Linked DNA regions of Homo sapiens: regions 2 and 3 are each linked to region 1. Evidence: chromatin contacts called from ENCODE Hi-C or POLR2A ChIA-PET data. All regions are on one chromosome and are shown on one strand. Each heading gives the region's core, a stretch centred on a gene start or an enhancer-like site at or near the end of the contact. The rest is flanking DNA. Distances are from core to core; before and after follow the strand shown.

Evidence for each region. A loop is a pair of places that touch in the nucleus more often than their neighbours do. ChIA-PET counts read pairs that join two places held with the same protein, here RNA polymerase II (POLR2A). Pooled maps may share reads with other maps.
Region 2: a map of B cell shows a loop between it and region 1 (15-fold over the local background). The contact joins the promoter of PLEKHH3 here to the promoter of ATP6V0A1 in region 1. A Hi-C loop is called at or near these places in 2 of 168 maps with a recorded cell type or tissue (B cell and posterior vena cava), 20 of 37 single-sample maps with no recorded cell type and 12 of 50 pooled maps. POLR2A ChIA-PET finds 5 or more read pairs at or near these places in 1 of 52 experiments (HEK293).
Region 3: a loop to region 1 is called in a pooled map, with 6 times the contacts of the local background. The contact joins the promoter of TUBG2 here to the promoter of ATP6V0A1 in region 1. A Hi-C loop is called at or near these places in 1 of 37 single-sample maps with no recorded cell type and 4 of 50 pooled maps. POLR2A ChIA-PET finds 5 or more read pairs at or near these places in 1 of 52 experiments (HEK293).

Annotation. Positions count from the first base shown.
Region 1 is chr17:42,457,340-42,460,539 of GRCh38, reverse strand. It overlaps ATP6V0A1 (ATPase H+ transporting V0 subunit a1), which reads right to left and starts at 1,662. Exons shown (of 22, transcript NM_001130021.3): 1 at 1,577-1,662. RefSeq lists a silencer at 1,593-1,802 and an enhancer at 1,953-2,042.
Region 2 is chr17:42,675,456-42,678,655 of GRCh38, reverse strand. PLEKHH3 (pleckstrin homology, MyTH4 and FERM domain containing H3) reads left to right here and starts at 1,662. Exons shown (of 13, transcript NM_024927.5): 1 at 1,662-2,254. The coding sequence starts at 2,093. RefSeq lists silencers at 102-191, 542-621, 1,482-1,731, 1,822-1,881, 3,002-3,161 and enhancers at 10-509, 510-1,011, 992-1,071, 1,202-1,251, 1,272-1,371.
Region 3 is chr17:42,657,784-42,660,983 of GRCh38, reverse strand. TUBG2 (tubulin gamma 2) reads right to left here and starts at 1,700. Exons shown (of 11, transcript NM_016437.3): 1 at 1,432-1,700; 2 at 1,038-1,150; 3 at 668-835; 4 at 277-345. The coding sequence starts at 1,480. RefSeq lists enhancers at 1,484-1,553, 1,604-1,673, 1,684-1,743, 1,101-1,868.

The DNA of each region.
Region 1 (3,200 bases), core at 413-2,912:
AACAACTCTTTAAATACCCAGGACACAATATTGAGGCAGTGAGTTTCACACTGCTCAATCTGTTTTTGCTAGTGCAGGAAACAAACAGAAGAGGCCTTCAATACCCTCTCATAAAGATGTCTGCCTTGTAACTATCCTTCTCCCTTCTACTGACAATGCGCATTTCTAAAAGCCCAAAGTTCTGGCACTATCCTAAAGCTATGGCTACACTAAAGGGTTTAATCTTCCAGATTCCTCAGAAAACAATATTTCCCCACTTAGGAATTCAAACAAATAACCGTCATCTGGAAAAAGCAACCAGTTTGCATATTAAGCTCAATTTCAAATCAAGCATGACAGGAACACACTGATAATGACAAAGCAGTTTTATCAAGCCACAGAGAATAAGCCTTCCACCTCTGCAGCTTTCTGTTTCTCAACCCTACCTTCAAGATTAATTACATTCTTCCATCTGTCAAATCTCATGAGCCAATAAAGGTTTCGTTTTAGTGCTGTCTTACTGTTGCCGGGTATGAGACAACTGGCGCTATCAGTGGTCCTGAAACTGCAATTATTTATTCTCGATCAGCTAATGTAAGGCACAGCCTGTCCAGTATCCAAACTCAGAAAAATGCACAGTATTTTTAGTGTCATAAGGGCATCTATACTGAGTACTGATAGATGAGTCTGACATCAAAGGAAGATTTACTCTTCTGGAAGGCTGGGAGACATTTTGAGAAATCTGAACGAACAAACCTTTGTGCATGTGATGTTCAAGACAGTAACACAAGCTCAGACATAAGCAAGGACTTCTCAAGAGAATATGCAGGCTGACTTTAAGATTCTGTACATCTGAATCATCCAAATCAGCTGTTACCGGCACCACCCTTAAACAAAGAGAGATTCTACAACCTCTAAACACATAAAATTAGGCCTGGTCAGCATAGTTCAGGAGCTGTGGATAATGATAAGCCTCCAACGAGTCGCCTCCGTCCTCCTGCTCTTTAATGATTATAGGTCTCCCAAGAATATCTCTATAGCAATGGAGGCTAACAGAAAACTAATTAGGCCAAAGTAGTTCTGGACGATCACAAAACAAAATATGAAGAAACAGCAATTCTGCAAAAGATGAGTCCAACTACAGCGCCCCCGCGCCCTGCCTAGAAGAATCTCACTCCTGTCATCCGGTCCTCGCCTCCTCCCACGGTATTCACCTGCTTCATTTCCTGTCTACCCAATGAGCAGGAATTCTCTGGACTCAGGCTCATCTACCTTGAGATGGGAAAAAAGGAGAGGAAAACCCCCAAACTGAGAAACCCTTTAAGAAGCCCCCTAAATTCTTCTGCCTATCCAATAACCTCCGGTTCCTCCGCCTACCCCTTAAAGCAGGGAAGAGATGCGGGGCTTCCAAAGGGCAGTGAGCCTCCGGTTCCTCAGGGCAGAGGAGGGGTGCCCAAGGAGGGGGCGAACCCCCATTTTATCTCGAAGACGTCAGATCCCCGCTAATTCCTCTGACAATCAAGGGGGCTCTTAGAAGGATTTCCTACGTCCATCGAGGGCCGCTCCCTGTTGCGCTAAACCTACAGCCCCCACTCACCTCCAAACTCCGCCACAGCAACCGCCACAGAAACCACCGCAGCCAAACCCGCACCCTCCGCGGCTCCAGGAGCAGCGCTTCGACGTGCTTGCGTCCGTAAAGCCCCGCCCCTGCGCCGCCGCCGGCCCCCGCCCCCGCAATGACCTCATTGCAGTTGGCCAATGGGGCGCAGCCTCGCCCGGGCTGCAGCAGTGCGGAGTCACGGGGGTCGCAGGCGAGACCCAGCGTGCTGACGCCATGTTGGCCCCTGTGCTGTATCTCCACGCTGGGGAGGGTTAGCGGGTGGGGCTGGAGGTGCAGGTGCTCGAGGCCTTAAGTTCCTGAGCCTCCCTGAATCCTTTTTCTTACCCCTTATACTGGGGTAGGTTGTCTTTTCTCTTTCTTTTTTTTTTTTTGAAGTCTCATTCTGTTGCTCAAGCAGGAGTGCAGTGGCGTGATCTCGGCCCACTGCAACCTCCACCTCCCGGGTTCAAGCGATTCTCCTGCCTCAGCCTCCCAAGTAGCTGGGACTACAGGCACGCACCACCATGCCCGGCTAATTTTTGTATTTTTTTTTTTTTTAAGTAGAGACGGGGTTTCACTATGTTGGCCAGGCTGAGTCTCGAATTCTGACCTCGTGATCCACCCGCCTCGGCCTCCCAAAGTGTTGGGATTACAAGCGTGAGCCACCACGCCCGGCCTTTTTTTTTTTTTTTTTTTTTTTTTTTTAGATGGTCTGTTTCCCAGGCGGGAATGCAGTGGCGCGTTCTCGGCTCACTGCAGCCTCCGCCTCCCGGGTTCAGGGGATTCTCCTGCCTCAGCCTCCCTAGTAGCTGAGATTACAGGCACGCACCACGCCACCCGGCTATTTTTGTATTTTTTGTAGAGATGGGGTTTCGCCATGTTGCCCAGACTGGTCCTGGCCTCCACCCGCCTCGGCCTCCCAAAGTGCTGGGATTACAGGTGTGAGCCACCGCGCCCGGCCCTCTCTTTATTTTCATATCCAAAGAATTAATTCACACATACGCACCCAAATAATTAATGTCTTCTCTCTTTATTTTCATATCCAAAGAATTCACACACACACTCAAATAATTAATACGCAGACACATATACCACCCTTTCTCTTTTCCCTTATTTTACAGATGAGAACATTTGAGCCCCAGACTGGGGAGCGGCTAGCTTTAGATCCTGTAGTAGAGTCTTTAACGGGGTCTCATTTGCATAAGTATGGAAAACCTCTCTTTAAATGGTACATGGTTCATGCCTTCCAGCAACTTCCCCGGGTCTATTTTTCTCTGTTTAACAGGAAAAACCTCATCAGACCATATGTTGTGAAAGTACATTTCAGTCTTGTTTGGTAGATTCATGTGGGCTCAATTGACCACTTAGGAGTTTTCAATTCCTCAAATTTATTTTAAAAACATTTTTTATGGCTTGTACTCAACTTGTAAATTAAATATTGAAAAACATTTTTTAAACGCAAAAGTGATGTCTATTATTTTTTAAATGCCATTATCAAATATTGATATTGATTCCCTTTTCTTGCCCTTTTAAAGAAGAGTAGGGATCTCAAGTCGTTTGTGATAACCAGAATTGTATCAGGAAAAACTCAGAAAACCGGTTATTCTGTCTTCCTGGGTGG
Region 2 (3,200 bases), core at 413-2,912, 220 kb before region 1:
TGGTATCTCCATTCCTAGGTAATCTCTCAGTACAGGCCACTCTCATGTGGAGAGAGGCCACGGCCGAGATGGCCTCCTAGACACGCTCGCATTGATTCCTGGTCTTTGTTTTACACAATCACAACGGGCAGGATGGTGTTCACGTGCGACAGTTCTCGCGGTTTAATATCGGTCAGCAAAGCTGTCCCCACCGCTCCAGCCTGGAGTCTAGGGTCGAGAAGGGCGGGGCGTGGCGAGGAGGTCTCAAGGGAGGTGCTGGCCTGACGGCCCCGCCCGTCCCGCCCTTCCCCGCCCCTCCCCGCCCAGCCCAGCCCTGCCCAGGCTAGCAGTCCTCAGAGCCTCCCGCAGCAGCGGCGAAAAGGGGTCCCCCACGGCCTCTAGGGGCCAGGATCCAGGGAAGGCCCGGAGACGGCGCCGATCCTCAAAGGGTCCCACACGCCAGCCACTGGGGACCGACCTGGAACCCTCCATCCAAGATCTCTGGAATCGCCGCTGAGTCAGCAACGCGCGCGCGCGCCCGCGGAGGCCGCGGCCCCGCCCCGGCCGCCTAGCGCCTGAGTTAACCCCTTCCTATACAGAGCCGCAGGATATTAGCCCTAAGAGGCCTCCACTGTATTCGGAGACCACAGAATTCCTTAGAATCCAAGTCAGTCTCCCCAGCTGAGTTCGGTGAGCTGTGAGCTCTATATTCGATTTTATTTCCGGCCTAGGTCTGCACCTTCCCAGAGTGCCTGCCTCAACTCCTTCACCTCGAAAAGGAGGTGAGGCCGAGTGCAGTGGCTCATACCTGTAATCCCAGCACTTTGGGAAGCCAAGCTGGGAGGATCGCTTGAGCCCAGGAGTTAAAGACCAGCCTGGGCAACATAGTGAGACTCCATTTCTACAAAAAATAAATTTAAAAAATTAGCCAGGCATGGTGGTGTACGCCTGTAGTCCCAGCTCCTGGAGAGGCTGAGGTGGGAGGATCCCTTGAGCCGAGGAGTTCGAGGCTGTAGTAAGCTATAATGGCTCCACCGCACCCCAGCCTGGGCAAGACAGCGAGACCCTGTCTGGAAGAAAAAAAAAAAAGGGTGGGGGAGAGCTGAATCAGACCGAGAAACTGGAGAAACTGGACTCCTTCTCCCCAGACGTGGAGGGCCACCTCCAGAGCTGTGTCCTCGCAGGTCTGGACATCCTCTTAGTAGCCAAGGCGTTTCCCTTTCTCAGGGACCCTGAGACGAGACAGGGGTTCAGAGAGCGGCAGTTGGGTTTTCCTCTGTCCTGTGCCAAAACTCCTCAACAGGGTTTTTAATTGGTTGGTGAGCCAAGAGTTAAAACAAGAGCCTGAAGGCGGGCTTCCGTGACGTCACTAGCACCCCGCGTCCGACCTCAGAGACTGGGGCGTGGCTAACATAGCCTCGTCCCCTCCCTCCCTGTTTCCCCGCCCCTCCCCGCTGTCACCAAGCCAGGGGCACATGATGCAACCCAACGCGGTTTCAGCCGTCTGATTGGTAGCCGCGCCCGGCGCCAGGCACAGGGATTGGACAGAGGAGACTGTGACGAAACCTGGACCCTGCCTAGTAAAGAAGGGAGGAGAGAAAGAAGAGAGAGGGGGGGCCCCCCGGGAGGGAGGGGGCCGGGGGGGCGGGGTCCCAGCTCTGTGCTCGCGCCCCCAGCGCGCCAGTCCCGGGGCTGCAGGGAGCGCAGCGCGCGCGGCCCGGGCCCCGGCCACCGGACGCCCTACCGGACACGACCCTCCCTGGAGCTTGGACAACTGCCCACCTCGGACGCTGCACCGGACACTGCCCCCCACAGGGCTGGACACTCCAACGGACACTACTTCCCAGCTCCGGACATTGCTCCCTCCTCTCCCGGGGCCCTGGACGCTTTTCCCCCTCCCCCCTCCGGGGGCCCAGACACTGAGCCCCCCTCAGCGTCTGGCTAGCGTCCCCTTGCACCCCAGCCCAGGACACTGCCTCCTCCCTGTCCTCTTCTCCCTTCTGCTCCTCCCACCTCATCTTTCCCCTGCTCGGGTCGGAGCCCCGCCAGTTCCTCCGACCCCCTACTGCTCGGCCGCGGCTGCCCGCGCCCCCATCCGCAGCTCCTCGCCCGGATGCCTCTCCCCGGGGGACTATGGTGGCTTCTCTGCTGCCGTCGAGGCTTCACTCTTCTGCACCGGGACTACGGGGACGGCGAGCTTAGCGGGGACGGGGACGAGGACGAGGACGAGGAAACCTTTGAGCTGCGGACCCCGAGTCCAGCGGGCGGCGGGAGGGTAAGTCCCGGGGGTTCGGAGCCTCGTCTCAATCACTCTCGCTGTAACCGGCCGTCACGCTGATCCGCTCCAGCCTCCAGCCACACGCTGCGCGCTTGGCGAACTAGGGATGAGGGAGAGTTTTTTGCCTGGGGGCCAAAGCCCCCGGGAGCTCTCGGAGCAGCAGCCCTACTCGGGATGTGCCTGTGGGCCTCCCGCTGCAGGCTGGGCGCTATCCACCTGCTGGGGGCCCTGAGGCAGGGGAGGCGTCACGCGTGGCCCGACCTGGCCCTGCCTCTCCCTTCCCCGCTGGGCCCGCGTCCCATCCCGTCTCCTTCCGCCTCCGCCAGCGCCGAGGAATGTGGCGAGGCCGGCTGGGCGGCTCGAACGCCTGGGTCCCCCTCCGCTCCCAGTTCGCAAGTGCGGAGGCCAGATGCGAGAGCTCCCGCTGCGGAGACCTGGACGAGGGGGAGAAGTCATCCCAGGATTGGGGTCTGTGGCGGGGACCCCAAGGAGAGGGAGGTGGGAGCTCTTTGAGGACCCCTCCTCATTACCCTGCCACTCAGGACAGAACTCTCGGCTTTCCCGGGTGAGGCTCCTGGGAAACCCCTGAGGGGATGGATGGTGAGGGACACTGGGCTGCTGCCTGGTTTTGTCGAATCTCCCCGTGGGGAAACGGAGGCACGATTGGTGTGGGAGACCTCCATCCCTTGACGTCTCCTCCCCCATCCCTCCTGCACACTGGCGGCCAGACTCCCGTGTGCTGTGGCCCGGGTCAGGCTCCCATCCCCCGCGCAGGGGTCCCCAGCAGGCCCAGTGGCTCGGTGCCCGGGTGGGGCGGGCTGCGCCGCCGGGGCCGGCGCCAGCACCTGGCGGAGGCGGAGGGTGGATAAATATAGAGGAGGGGGGAGGGAGGGAAGCAGGGCACTGCGATTAGGGGAGTTAGCCTAAGAGGGTGGTCAGTACC
Region 3 (3,200 bases), core at 451-2,950, 200 kb before region 1:
CCTCTTATGCATCCAGGCTGAGGCTCCTTGGGAAGGTTTGGAGCTGGAGAAGCAGCTGAATGACTCATGCCTAAGGGGCCGGTGCCATTCAGATTTATGACTTCCTTGAGAACAAAGATTATATCTTATTCACCTCAATATCCCACATCTGATGCTCCATAAACGGGTTTTGAATTGAATTGCTCCCCTCATATTACCTATCCAGGCCACCTCCTGACCTGTCCCCAGCACTCTTCGGCCTCCCTGCCCATTCCTTCCCCCACTCCATAACTTCACCTCCAAACTGTCACTTCCATCTGCTTCTCGGTCTATGATGTCAAAGATGTCTTCATGAATTTTCTCACCCTGTATAGAGATATGGAAAGGGAGGGTCAGGCCAAAGGTTCCAGAGAGCATCTTTTCTCAGCACAGCACCAAGAATTCTGTCTACCCTGGAATATTGTTGCCACCCTGAAGCAGAGCCTAGGCTGTAGCCCTCAACCCAGAAGTGCTACTATTGCAAATGATTTGCACAAAATTTGCATAAACCTCTCCCTGGCTGTCCCTCTTGTTCGGGACATCCTTTTGTCTCTTATTTTCTGTCAGTCAGGTCAAATTCCTAGTAGCTTGAGCCTGCCTTGCCTCTGGATGGGAATATCAAAGGTCTCTGGAATGGTCGCTAGGACACCTGGGAGAATCCGCTGGCCCAGTTGTTGCCAGCTCCTCCTCCATGTTCCGACAGGTAGATGTTCTCTGGGTTGTAGAGCTTGGCATAGGGGGAGTTGAGGATGGAGTGGATCACCCGGGGTTCCAAGTCCAGCAGCACGGCCCGGGGGATGTAGTGCTCATCGTCTGCCTGTCAAGGGGAGTCCAGGAGGGGGCCCAATCAGCTAGGGCGGCCCAAGTCCGAAGTCCTCCCAACTCTGGCTCCCTCCGGCCCTCCCTCCTCAAGCCAGCCGCCTGGCCCTACTGCCCAGCGGGGTTCCCAGTACCAGGCCACTCCCTTCCCTTCCGCCCCCTTGGGCCACTGCCGCCCCCGGCCAAGTCGCTGGGGGCACCTGGTAGAAAAAGACGTCCTTGCGGTCAGTGCCCTCGGTGGCGAATTCCTCCACGATGCCCTCGGGGCTGATACCATGCTCGGCGCACAGCTGTTTCCAGAACTCGAACCCAACTGGGGGAGGGGGGAGATGCCCGGGTCTGCTGGAGCCTTAAGGCCTGAGGAGCCCAGTTTTAGTCTCAGAGGCTGACACGATCAGAGGGTGGACCCAAGATGCCTGGGTTTGGTAGCTGCCCCAGCCCCGGGCTGGAGGCGCAGCTCTCGGTCTGGGTTATCCAGAGCAGCAGGGCAGGGGGTTCATGGAAGGGAAAGGGGGACTGGTGGAAGCCAGGCACTTGGGTGGGACCCGAAGGGGCAGAACCAGAGACCGGCGGGGCCGGCGCTCGCTTGCTCACTCTGGTTGCCGCACTGGCCCAGCTGCAGGGTGATGATCTCCCGGGGCATCGCTCTTCAGACGTGGGCGCGCCAGCCCCGGCCTGGCGAGAGTCACGGCTGAGACGAATGCCCGGCAGCCAGGAGCGCAGGACGTGGGGAGCGCGCGCTCTCTTCGCCTCTTGACGCGGATGCTCGGTCTGCGCGTGTGCAGCGCAGGCCTCTCCTCGGCCGGTGGGCCGGGGAGCCCAACCTGGGCATCATTTTCTCCCTCAGCAGTCGCAGCTGGAATTCCGCACAGGCGCAGAGTCAGGCCACGCCCGCTCCTGCCCACCGCTCCGCGCCTGCGCAGTGAGACTCGTTGGGGGTGGCAGGGTCGGAACCTGGATGTGTTGGGGAGGAGAGGAACGGGGGAGGGGAGGAAAGGGGAGAAGCGGCCAGGTGGATGTGCTTGTCCACGTGTAAGGAGTCATCTACCTATATTGGTAGGTGAGGACACTGTCAGCTTTGCTAGATCAAAGGGCTAGAAGCCAACTTTTCTTCGTTTAAATTTCTGTTTTTTAATGGTGTTACAATACATACACATGTATGTTACCTTTTTATTTTTTAGAAGGGTCTCGCTCTGTCGCCCAGGCTGGAGTGCAGTGGCGCGATCATAGCTCACTGTAGCCTTGAACTTCTGGCTTAAGTGATCCTCCCACTTCAGTCTCCCGAGTAGCTGGGACTACAGGCGTGTGCTACCACGCCCAGCTAATTTTTAAATTTTTAAAATGTATTTTTATAGAGATGGGGATCTCACCGTGTTGCCCAAGATGGTCTTAAACTACTGGCCTCAATCAATCCTCCTGCCTTGGCCTCCCAAAATGCTGGGATTACAGGCATGAGCCACCACTCCTGGCCTAAATTTACCATTGTAACCATTTGTAAGTACTGCATACAGTTCTGTGGCACCAAGTACACTCACATTGTTCTGTAACCACCACCACCATTCTTTTCTAGAACTTTCTTATCTTCCCAAACTGAAACTCTATCGCGATTAAACAGTAACTTCCCCTTGACTACTCTAGGCACCTGATATGAGTGGAATTATACAGTATTTGTCTTTTTGGGTCTGGCTTCTTTCACTTAACATAATATCTTCAAGATCCTTCCATTTCGTAGCATGTGTCAGAATTTCCTTCCTTTTTACAACTGAATAATATTCCATTGTATAGATGTACCACATTTTGCATAACCATTCATCCCTCCATGGACATTTGGGTTGCTTCCACCTTTTGGCTATTGTGAATGTTGCTGCTTTGAATGTGAGTGTACAAATATCTGTTCGAGTCCCTGCTTTCAATTATTTTGGATATACACCCAGAGGTAGAATTGCTGGATCATATGGTAATTGTGTTTAATGTTCTGAGGAATCGCCATACGATTTTCCATGGTAGCTGCACCATTTTAAATTCCCACCAGCAATGCACAAGGGTTCAGTTAAATAAATTTTATAGGAGGCCATTGATTTGCACTGAGCTCCTGTGCTTGGCTCAACAGACCAAACCAAAATGGAGTCACTCACGCTAAAGTTCTATGTCACTAAGCAACACTAAGTTGTTTATCAAACCTTCAGAGGAATCAGGAGAGGGAAGGAAGAGCCAAAACCCCAAACAAGCCAGTGTGAGCCGGCATGATACGGAAGTCCTTTTACAAGAAAAGTAACTTTGAAAGGACCCATCTGCTTTTTTTCCTTCTGTTTCTATTTTTCTCTACCCTTTTTTGTCCATAAAAACTAACCTGTGCTTGACTC